Linked DNA regions of Homo sapiens: region 1 is linked to region 2. A link is a contact called in ENCODE Hi-C or POLR2A ChIA-PET data. All regions are on one chromosome and are shown on one strand. The core of a region is the stretch at or near the end of the contact, and the rest is flanking DNA. Distances in the headings are between cores, read along the strand shown. Region 1 overlaps GMDS (GDP-mannose 4,6-dehydratase). Region 2 overlaps GMDS (GDP-mannose 4,6-dehydratase).

Region 1 (4,460 bases), core at 1,378-3,877, 210 kb after region 2:
TAGACTCTAAACATCTTAAGGAGAGGGAGTATGTGTATTCAGCTTTGTATTACATATAACCAACCACAGAGGATATAGTACAGGGGTTCAATGTATGTTAAGAAATAAAGACAAGAAGATGAGACAGAAGCAAGCCCTAAGCAGTGAGTGGTTTTCCACTCTAACAAAGGTACAACACTTCTCTAGTTTTTTTAAGCCAACAATAACTACAGCAATAAATGATGTAGTTGCTTTTGCCTAGAATGTAAGCGAATGATAAACTATATCTGGCACCTGTTCAGAAATCTATGTGATAGTTATTATCAACAAGATATTAAATTATCTGAAATTTATATAAAATTGAATCCTCCACACTATACACTATAGTATACACACTATACTATAAGGCATTTCAGGGATAAGAAATATATATAACTCTTAGAACCTCTTCGAGAATATGCCTGTTTTGTAGACCGATATGTGAAAATGTACCCAAACACTTCAGAAAATGTAGTCCTTCCATTCATGTCTAGGAAACTATTTGCCCAAAGCATTATAATTTTTAAATGGTTCTTCAAAAGTAATGCACATAAACATGATTATCTTGTTTGCTATATTTGGCCAATGCAGATACAGGTTCAATATTCCCAAATCAGAATGATCCAGCAGAGTTATTCTGGTAAGGCCATTTGTAAATTGTTTCCTGATTGGCTACAAAGGCATTACTGCCATTATAGGATTAAAGTAAGTCAATGGCTTTCTTCCCTCTAAATCATTCCGCTGGTTACACTGGCCTCCTGGACGTTAGGTCAAAGCCCTCCCATCCTGAAACTAAAGGAGAATTCAGTGGCTGTGTCCCATCTGCCATGTGTGACAAGTGATATAAGCAAGAATGCCTGTACTCTGGATCTGCCACTTACCAATGTGCCATTTCTCAGTTTCTTTAGTAAAACGAGGAGTCCAGATAATCATTCCTTAAGGGAAGCGTGAAGGGAAAATCTCTATGAACTGCAAAACACTAAACAGATGCCAATTTTAAGTATTTTAGGTAAGGTTATAAAGTTTTTAGCAAAGGGACTAAAGAAGAGCACTCATCAATGAGAATTACAATCCCAGAGGCAGTTAGGGAAACATGACTTAGTAAAATAAAAATAAACACTGTAGGATGCCATGTCACTCAGGCGATAGAAGAAAGTTTTTTATTCCAGCTTTCTGAGGATTCATCCGAACACACATATTCCTAACCTTTTTAGGTTTTTTATAAAATCTTGAAAATTCTTTAAGCACCTGTAGGGATTATTTATCTGAAGGAGCTGAAGCCTGCTTCTAGAGGTATTTGCCAGAGCAAGCTAGCATATTGAAAAATTAGATGTTCAATCCCTGGTAGCCTAGTTCCAGCCCACAGTCACCATCTCTCACCAGGTCTCTACACAGCCAATGCACAAAGGCCAAAGAGGAGTTTCAGCCACTTTTACCCTCCCCATAAGAATTTTTGTAAATACATAATTCCAAGGAAATTTCTGTCTGGTCACAGTTGGTTTGTTTTTAGAACAAAAAACCATAAGGTGGTTGATAACGTCTTCAGAAATTTAATAAATATATAAAAACTACCATCTTACGTGGTTTGATTAGCACTAAGTGAAGGTAGGGTACAGAATTAAAATCTCTTTAGAACAGTGGCTCATGTCTATAATCCTAGCACTCTGGGAGGCCAAGGTGGGAGGATCACTTGAGCAACTTGCTATATTGCCCAGGCTGGTCTCGAAGTTGTTCAGGAGTTTGAGACCAGCCTGGGCAATATAACAAGACCCCATCTCTACAAAAAATAAGAAAATTAGCCAGGTGTGGTGTCATGTGCCTGTAGTCCCAGCTACTAGGGAGGCTGAGTCTGGAAGCTCCTCGAACCCACCAGGAGTTTGAGGTTGCAGTGAGTTATGATTGAGCCACTGCACTCTAGCCTGGGGGACGGAGTGAGACTCTCTATACCCCTACAAAAAAAACAATCCAAAACTCCTTAGAGATTAATTTTTATTTGTAGCATTTGACTCTGTGACTGGAGTGATGGCTTTTATTTTTTTTATGTGTGTTGGAGAGCATGTAAATGCACTGACAGCCAGTCACAGCATGATCACCTACTTTTGTGCCCATTACACAAGCAGTAACTTGGCTGTTCCGGACTCACTGGATGTTCAGGATGAAGAAGTGGAGAAGTGGAAAAGGACAGGTAAAGGTAAGCCAGAGCCAAAGACTCCTTGGTCTTAAAAATAGTCCACCACATGCATTGTTAGCTTGACTGCAAAGCTCTTTTCAGTGAGAAAAGAATGAACAAAGTGAGGCCGACACATTTCAGAAAGCATATCTGCAAACTGCCTATAAGGCAAAAGCGAACTTTTCATTTTCTGTCTCGTAAGTTCTGTCTTTGCCTGCCACAGACCTGATGAGCTTCAGCGGAAAAGTCAGCATGAACATGTGAAGCACACGATGAACTTTATCAGGCTGCGTCTCTGTGGCCACTTTCCAGATCACATATTTACCCAGTAAAAACATTCAGGCCACACGAGGAAGGAAGTCTTCGGCTACTGAAGATCATTAGTAGCACTGAGTGCAACCACTGTCAGTTTTGTGGGGTTGGCCTCTGATCACTCACACAAAGGACGGAAAATTGCTGGCGCCGCTGGACCTGTGCCCAGCTCACCCGGCAGTGGAGCGTATGAAAGCCTTTTTTTTTTTTTTTTTTTTTTTAAACTAATGCACTGGAAGGGGGCAAAGGGTGGCATGGACCCTCAGGCACATTAATCAGCAGGGGAATTGGCCAAATGTCGTCTCCCGCTGGGCTTCAATGCCAAAACTACACGTGTCAGTGACTTCCAGAGAAGGGGAGGCCCCAGAACAACACTGGACACATCAAATGTCCTCCCTTCCTTCATATGGAAAGCTCATCTCGGAGGTGTCAGGATAAAACATGAGAACAGCATCTGTCCTCAGAGACCAAGCAGAGTGATTCACTATTTCATGGCACAATGAGGGGAGGAGGACGCTGTAATAAAAACTTTATAAGGTGAAATCTAAATCCTGAATGCAGCACACATTTTTAAAACTTTTTTTTTTTGCCTTTTCTTCCTTTCCCTTCTCCTCCCCTTCCTGAGGGAACATAACACAAGGTAATTAAATTGTAAATTACTTGAGAGAGAAATGTTTAGACTCATGACAAGTCTTTGTGCAGAAAACAAAACTTCACACCCCACACATATTTTGGATGACCTAATTCTTCCAGCGAAGTTTAAAACTATAACCAAGGTTGTTTAAAAAACCATTTTCACATGGAAGGGCAGTGGGTTGAAAGATCCTCATTATTCAAGAGAAGGGAAATTTATGAAGGCAGAAATTAATACCAAACCCAAACTGCTCATTAAACAAACAAAGTAAATTAAGAAGTTGTTGGTTAGGTTTTCTCTATTTCTAGTCAATATCTAAATGAGAAACATGCTCTCCTTAAAATCACAATGCATATATCGCATCAAATCCATAGAACAACTCTAATATTCTTACTCACTCAAAAATGAAGACATGTATATACAAACATAACTGAATCACAAAGTCAGAGCTTAGGTTCTGGTTAAAATTTACAAAAAAATTAAATAGAAATTATTAAGAATTAGCACCTTAAAATCTAGTAGTTAAAGTTCAATCCTGGTAGGTTACGGATTTGCAGGTTAAAATGCTTGGCATGCTTTGAAATTAAAACAGATGATATTAATTTCATCAATTATCAAGAAAATAAAAGCTATTCTATAAGGATTCATTAAATGTCCATTGAAGATTTAAAAATATTTAAATCTAAAAGAGATTCCATTTAAAATGTTCTCAGTGGTGGGGGAAAAATGCTGGGCTATTTTAAGGCACTAATTTCCATCTGGTAGAACAGATCCAGACCTACAATGTTGCATTTCCCTGAGCAATTGCTCTGAGGGCCTGGAGGTTACCAAATGTCAGAGGCACCATGATACATCATCTGTCTGTTGGCTCCAGTTGGGATCCATCTTTTCTTAGCGCTTGACATCTATGGGGAGAGTCGGCAACTCCCTTTCATTAAATAACAAAACACAACAAAATCCTTTATTTACAGTGCTTTTGTAAGATTTGGTTTAAGCATCAGAAGTATGTTAAGCTTTTAACATACTTCTAAGTTAAATGCAAGATTACTCTGTTCTTAAAGAGAATTGAAGGGCAATTTCTTATTAAACAATTTCCTATTAAACTTATTAAACTTATATAAACTATAACTTATTAAACTATACAATAATTCCAGAATAACTCATTTTTAAAGATCAGATATTGCATTCATATGGTTAAAATCTCAAAAATTAATGTGACATTACTCGATTTTCTCCATCCAGGTCCCGGGAACCCTGTTTGTTCCGTCCCCCTTCCTGCAACCAGGCAACCACAGGAACAGTTTTATTACCCCCATCCACCTTTTT
Region 2 (4,944 bases), core at 2,177-4,676:
CCTGTGGGGTTTGCCAGCGCCGACCCGCTCCTCGCCAGCGCCCGCGGCCAAGCGGACCCGGCCTTCCGAAGGAGCCATCTTGCGCGCAGCAGCAGCAGCGGCTGAGCCTGAGCCCCTAAACAGCTGCAGAGGTGTGACAGGTTTATTATGCTGGGCCTAGCTCGCTCGCAATTCCTTAAAGACAAAGGGCAGCAGAGAGAGCCCGCGACGGGGCCTGGCCTACCCGGGTTCCACGCACCTCCTGCACAAACTCGGGCAAGATTGCTTTGCCATGGTATGTGAGTTTAACTGAAGGTTTAACTTTCTCAGTTTTTCCTTAAAAATATCAAGGTGGAAGATGTTTTGTAACATTTGAAACCAACAGCCAAAGTCTGGCAGAGCAGGAAAAAATAAGTTTACTGAAATTTAATTGAGATTTAAGATAGAAGAAACCCTGTAATAAGAATTGTCTTGAAGGATGTCCAAATGAATTTCTCTCATAGCACAGAAATAGATAAAAAATGCCGAAGTAAATCGATTCTCCTTTTCTCCTTTTAAACCACATACACCAGGAAGCCAAATGAACTCCCGCTCCTTCCATTACTCAGGGTGCAGGAGCAGTGAGAAGGTTGCAACCAAAAATACTTTTTAGTTTCCTTCAAACATGGATGCTGCCATCCGTTTGGAGAAGTAGAATTCAACATCATGGCTCAACTGGAGCTGCATAAACCCCTGCCTAGAATCTCTCCTGATTCTAGGTGTCCAAACAAGCAACACTGAATTAAACAGGGCCATGGCAAGCCTGAGGGCCCCTGGAATAGTCTCTCCTGGGTGTGGGAAGGGAGGTTCCGGTGGTCAGAGGAGAGGGGGTGCCTGCCCATCAGGGTCAAGGCTAAGAGGAATGTGACTCTTTGTGAGATTTGTTGGAGGATGTGTGTGACAGTGGGTTTGGGAGTTGGGTTTGCAAGTGTTTGTGAGAATGTGTGACTGTGAGATGGCATGTTTGTGGAGTGTATGTGCACTTGTGAATGGATGTGCATGGATGTTTGTGTTCGAGCCAATGTGTGAGTATGTATCTGTGTGTGTGCCCACTATCCCGCCCAGGCTGAGGCCCGGCCTCCCAGCAACCATGTGTTTCCAATTAGCAGCATCCCGCCTGGGAGTGCAGAGAAGGCGAGTCCTGGGACAGCTTCTGAGGAGCGGGTGGGCTAGCTCAGGCCCCCCAGTTCTGCTCCATCGAGGGCGAGGCCGCCCGGCCAGCAAGCTTTCACAGCAACTGGGCAGCCACACAAAGAGCCCTCTCTCCTGCGCCAGTCGTTGGAGACTCGGTCCTCCCCCAGATCATAAACCTGCCTGTGAAGACGTTCAGAAATAGTTTACCCGCACTCACACACACATGTGCAAAGGCTGGAATTCCATTTGCTATAAAGTTTTATTTTATTTTGCTTGGAAGGGGAGTGAGGGGGAGAAGTGTCCTGACCTAATTTGTTCTAGGGCAAAATACTGTATTTCATGTGGAGGTATACACCTGTACATGAATCCTTGCTTGCTGCCTGTGGGTGTCCTGCACATGTGTGCGTCAGCCTACCTGTAGCTGTACACCATACACAGCTCAGGAGCACACACCTGTGGTCTTACCCAGGCCACCTAAATGATGCATGCAAACAAACCAGATCCAGAGATCTGAGGCTGAGCCTTAAACCTTTTTATTATAGCTTCAAATTAACGCTGATGTCGTTCAAGTGCATAGCACAATGTCTGGCATGTATTAGGCACTTAACATAAATGGCTGAATGAATACATTAAACTGAGATTTAAAAAGTGACCTAGTAGTCATAAGAAGAGGCTGCAAATAAGCACTGTGTAAAAGATTCTAGACCACAAGGAAAGGCACAGGCTCAGAGACCTCTAGGTAACTTGGTGGCTTTGCCATGGAATGTTCCAACAGTATTTGCTTACCTTCAAGTTTCTTCTTCTGACCCCCCTCTATTTCTCAAGACTTCTTTTTCAGATGGGTGAGAGCCCTTGGGTTCTAATTATAGTCAGCAGAGACCAGCCAGGGTGTGAATTCCTCCCTTCTGCAGGAACTAGGTTTCCAGAGTGACTTGTCACCAGGAGGGGGAAAGAAATGTCCCAGGCAAAGACTAAGGAGGAGGCTCGCCGGAGCACCCCCGCCCCCCTTAGCCTTGCAGGAGTCCTCCCACCAAGGGCTTTCTCAAAACAGGGCAAGGCCTGACCACAGCGATCTCATTCCAAGGCCTGGATTGTGGGGTTGTTTGGGGACCCCTATAGCCGTGTTCATAACTTGGGAGAAAACATCCACACTGACCCTGTGAATGCTAGTTCACAGAAAGACCATTTTTAATATGAAAAGAGAAAAACAATTTGAAGGCCCCACAATTTGTTGTGTAACAACATAATTTCAAGTAAAGTGAATGTGATTAAAACATCTTGATTTCACAAAGCCATTCAGAGGAGGCTTCGACAAACGCAAAGCGACCCAAACCCTGGAGGGTCACATCCCGGCTGCTACAAACCTCGGCGGGGCGGCCCCGCTCTTGCGGCCGGGACAGCGCAGCGGCAGCAGGGGCCGCAGGGGACCCGCAGATTGGCACGCCGCTCCCCATCCCCGCAGCGCGTCTGCACCGGAGACTCTGCGGGGATTGTAGCCGGAGGGCGGGCCGGGCTCCGAGGCGCTGCTCAGGCATTGGGGTTTGTCCTCATGAGCTCCACGTCGGCGTGCACCATCTCCCTCACCAGCTCCTGCAACACAGGGGTGGGCGTGAGGGAGGAGCTTCTGCCACTCTCTCCTGGTGACACCCCACCCCGGGTGTCGGCCCCAGAGAGGCCTCCGCGTCCCTCGTTCCAGCTCCCCTCACTTCTCCCGCACCCCGCCTTCCGGGCTTTGGGCATCGCAGGCGCCTCAGGCGCCCGACCCTGAGAGCTGCCGCCCTGCAGCCCGGGGCCCCGCAGCGGGCGGCGTGCGCCCTAAGAGATACTCACATCGAAAGCGACCCGGGGCTTCCAGTTCAGCTTCTGTTTCGCTTTGGTGCAGTCGCCCTGCAGAAAGTCCTAGGGAAGAAGAGGGGGAGACGAAGCAGGCGTGGGTCGTGGGGGTGGGGGCAGCAGGTCCCGAGCCCCGGGAACTCCCACCGTTCCGCTCCCTCTGGGCGCACAAGGCTCCGGGTTTCCCTGCTTTCGGTCCCTGCTGTGCGCGTTCAGTTGCGGCTCTCGGCGCCGTAAATCACTAGGTCGCGGTTAAGAATGTGCTGTGCGGACCCGTGAGGACCGTGACCGCGATCCACCCCCAGCTACCTCCACACCTCTTCTCCCCAAGGCGTCCCTTGGGCTCTTAATGCTTTTTTTTTTTTTTTTTTTTTTTTTTTATAACATGAAGTTGTCAGGGACGCTCCTATGAGAACTGTTTGGAATTGCTGCACTTCTCTGGCTAGGAGGGAAGTGAGTAAATCACCAGGCGCCCCTCCCAGCTGCCCGTGTCCCTGCGCCGCTCAGCTCCTGCCGCAGGGCTGGCCGCGCCAAGCGCGCGTCCTACCCAAAGCCACCAGCCCCGCGGGGAAGGGACTCGGGCTGTGGGGCGCGAGGCCCCAGGACTCGGGGACCCCTCTACCTCGGCGGCAGCGTGCGACCCTCTTTCTAACGCGGCCGTGGATGTTTCTTCCCGGGCCGCAGCCAAGCGCGGTTCTTCCTGGGCGGTGGCTTTGGGCTTTTCGTACCCACAGTCAAGTCAGTTCACGTCGCCTCCCGCACACACGCGTTCATAAAACGAAACTGGAGTTTCACGAAGCAATTCTTAGGCTTAGCGTCCAGGAACGCTGTAGACGGTCTATTCTATTCTACCCCTATTCTACTCGGTTCGATTCTGTTCCTAAGAAAATGCCGATCTCGACCCACTTGTACTTCCACGAGCGGAGCTGCAGCCAGCAGCTCTGCAGGACCCCGCACTGCCCGCCACCGTCCCCTCTGGCAGTGCCTTCCTCCTCCCGCTTTCCCCAACTGCTCCACTCGAGGAAACAAGGGCATTTCATCTCCATCGACTTAAGAGGCTTCCCTGGAAGGAAGGCTGGCTAAAAGAAAACCAGCGGAGAAGAACTTAATCCTGCTCTCAGCCCCTACTCACCAATGTCTTTCTTACAGCTCTGTGAAGACTGACTGACATGAAGGTTGAGATGAGAATTTCAAGATGAATTACAAAATAGGAAAGAAGGAAGAAAGGAGGAAAGGAGAAAGGGAGGAAAGAAAGGAGGGAAGAAAGAAAAAAGACTTTGAGATACATAATTGCTAGAAGTGAGATAAATATTTAGCTTTTGCATACACAAATGTACTCGTCAAATAACACATCAGATGTGATTCCTCGAAATAAACCGAACGCAAAGGCCGTACGAAAATAGCCGATCTTTAAAGGTGAGAAATACTCGATCATTCTATTTCAGCTACATACAAATTAAAGAACAGCCTAAAAGGAGTTTCATCGTGTGAAAGTAACAGCCAGTCAAGCTGCCACTGAAAGCCTTTCCTGCTTATTTTCTTCAGACTTCCCTGAAACTTGGCAGGTGGGGAATTTGTTCTAGATTCATGATGGTCGAGAGGGCAGGGGTGGGACCTGCTTTGCCCTGGGTTTGGAGCTCACCTTCTCTGCTGAGCCTTCTAGAGCAGAGGCTGTCTGGATCCTGCTGAATGTCTGCACCGTGGGCTTGCAATGGGGCTGCAGCAGTACACGCAGCGACTCTCGCTGTCGTTCTCATCATCCATCACTACTTTTTCAAACGCTTTGCATTTCGCAATACACTGAAGTACCAGTTTCCTCCCCAGAGTGTTAATAGTACTAAAACAAGTTATTTCTGCTGGCCCTAAAAGTCCATATACAGATTCTTCAGGAAAAGTAGAATACAAAAAGTAGTAATTAGCAATTTAACATAGCGCTACAAGGAAATAGCAATATAAGCA

Evidence for each region. A loop is a pair of places that touch in the nucleus more often than their neighbours do. ChIA-PET counts read pairs that join two places held with the same protein, here RNA polymerase II (POLR2A). Pooled maps may share reads with other maps.
Region 1: a loop to region 2 is called in a map of chondrocyte, with 3 times the contacts of the local background. The contact joins two enhancer-like sites. A Hi-C loop is called at or near these places in 7 of 168 maps with a recorded cell type or tissue (PC-3, chondrocyte, endothelial cell of umbilical vein and 3 more) and 10 of 50 pooled maps. POLR2A ChIA-PET finds 5 or more read pairs at or near these places in 3 of 52 experiments (A673, AG04449 and HEK293T).

The regions. Positions count from the first base shown.
Region 1 is chr6:1,830,429-1,834,888 of GRCh38, forward strand. The region is part of intron 7 of GMDS (GDP-mannose 4,6-dehydratase); the gene reads right to left. Among named protein-coding and RNA genes, the nearest start is that of FOXC1, 220 kb to the left of the region's middle. Within about 2 kb of position 2,628, at least 7 of the 41 ENCODE cell types and tissues checked have a DNase peak (open chromatin) inside an H3K27ac peak, as active enhancers do; they include endothelial cell of umbilical vein and heart left ventricle, where a contact is called at or near this core.
Region 2 is chr6:1,621,490-1,626,433 of GRCh38, forward strand. It overlaps GMDS (GDP-mannose 4,6-dehydratase), which reads right to left. Exons shown (of 11, transcript NM_001500.4): 10 at 2,983-3,051; 11 at 2,317-2,742. The coding sequence ends at 2,680. Among named protein-coding and RNA genes, the nearest start is that of FOXC1, 14 kb to the left of the region's middle. RefSeq lists an enhancer at 2,999-3,108. Within about 2 kb of position 3,427, at least 7 of the 41 ENCODE cell types and tissues checked have a DNase peak (open chromatin) inside an H3K27ac peak, as active enhancers do; they include endothelial cell of umbilical vein and heart left ventricle, where a contact is called at or near this core.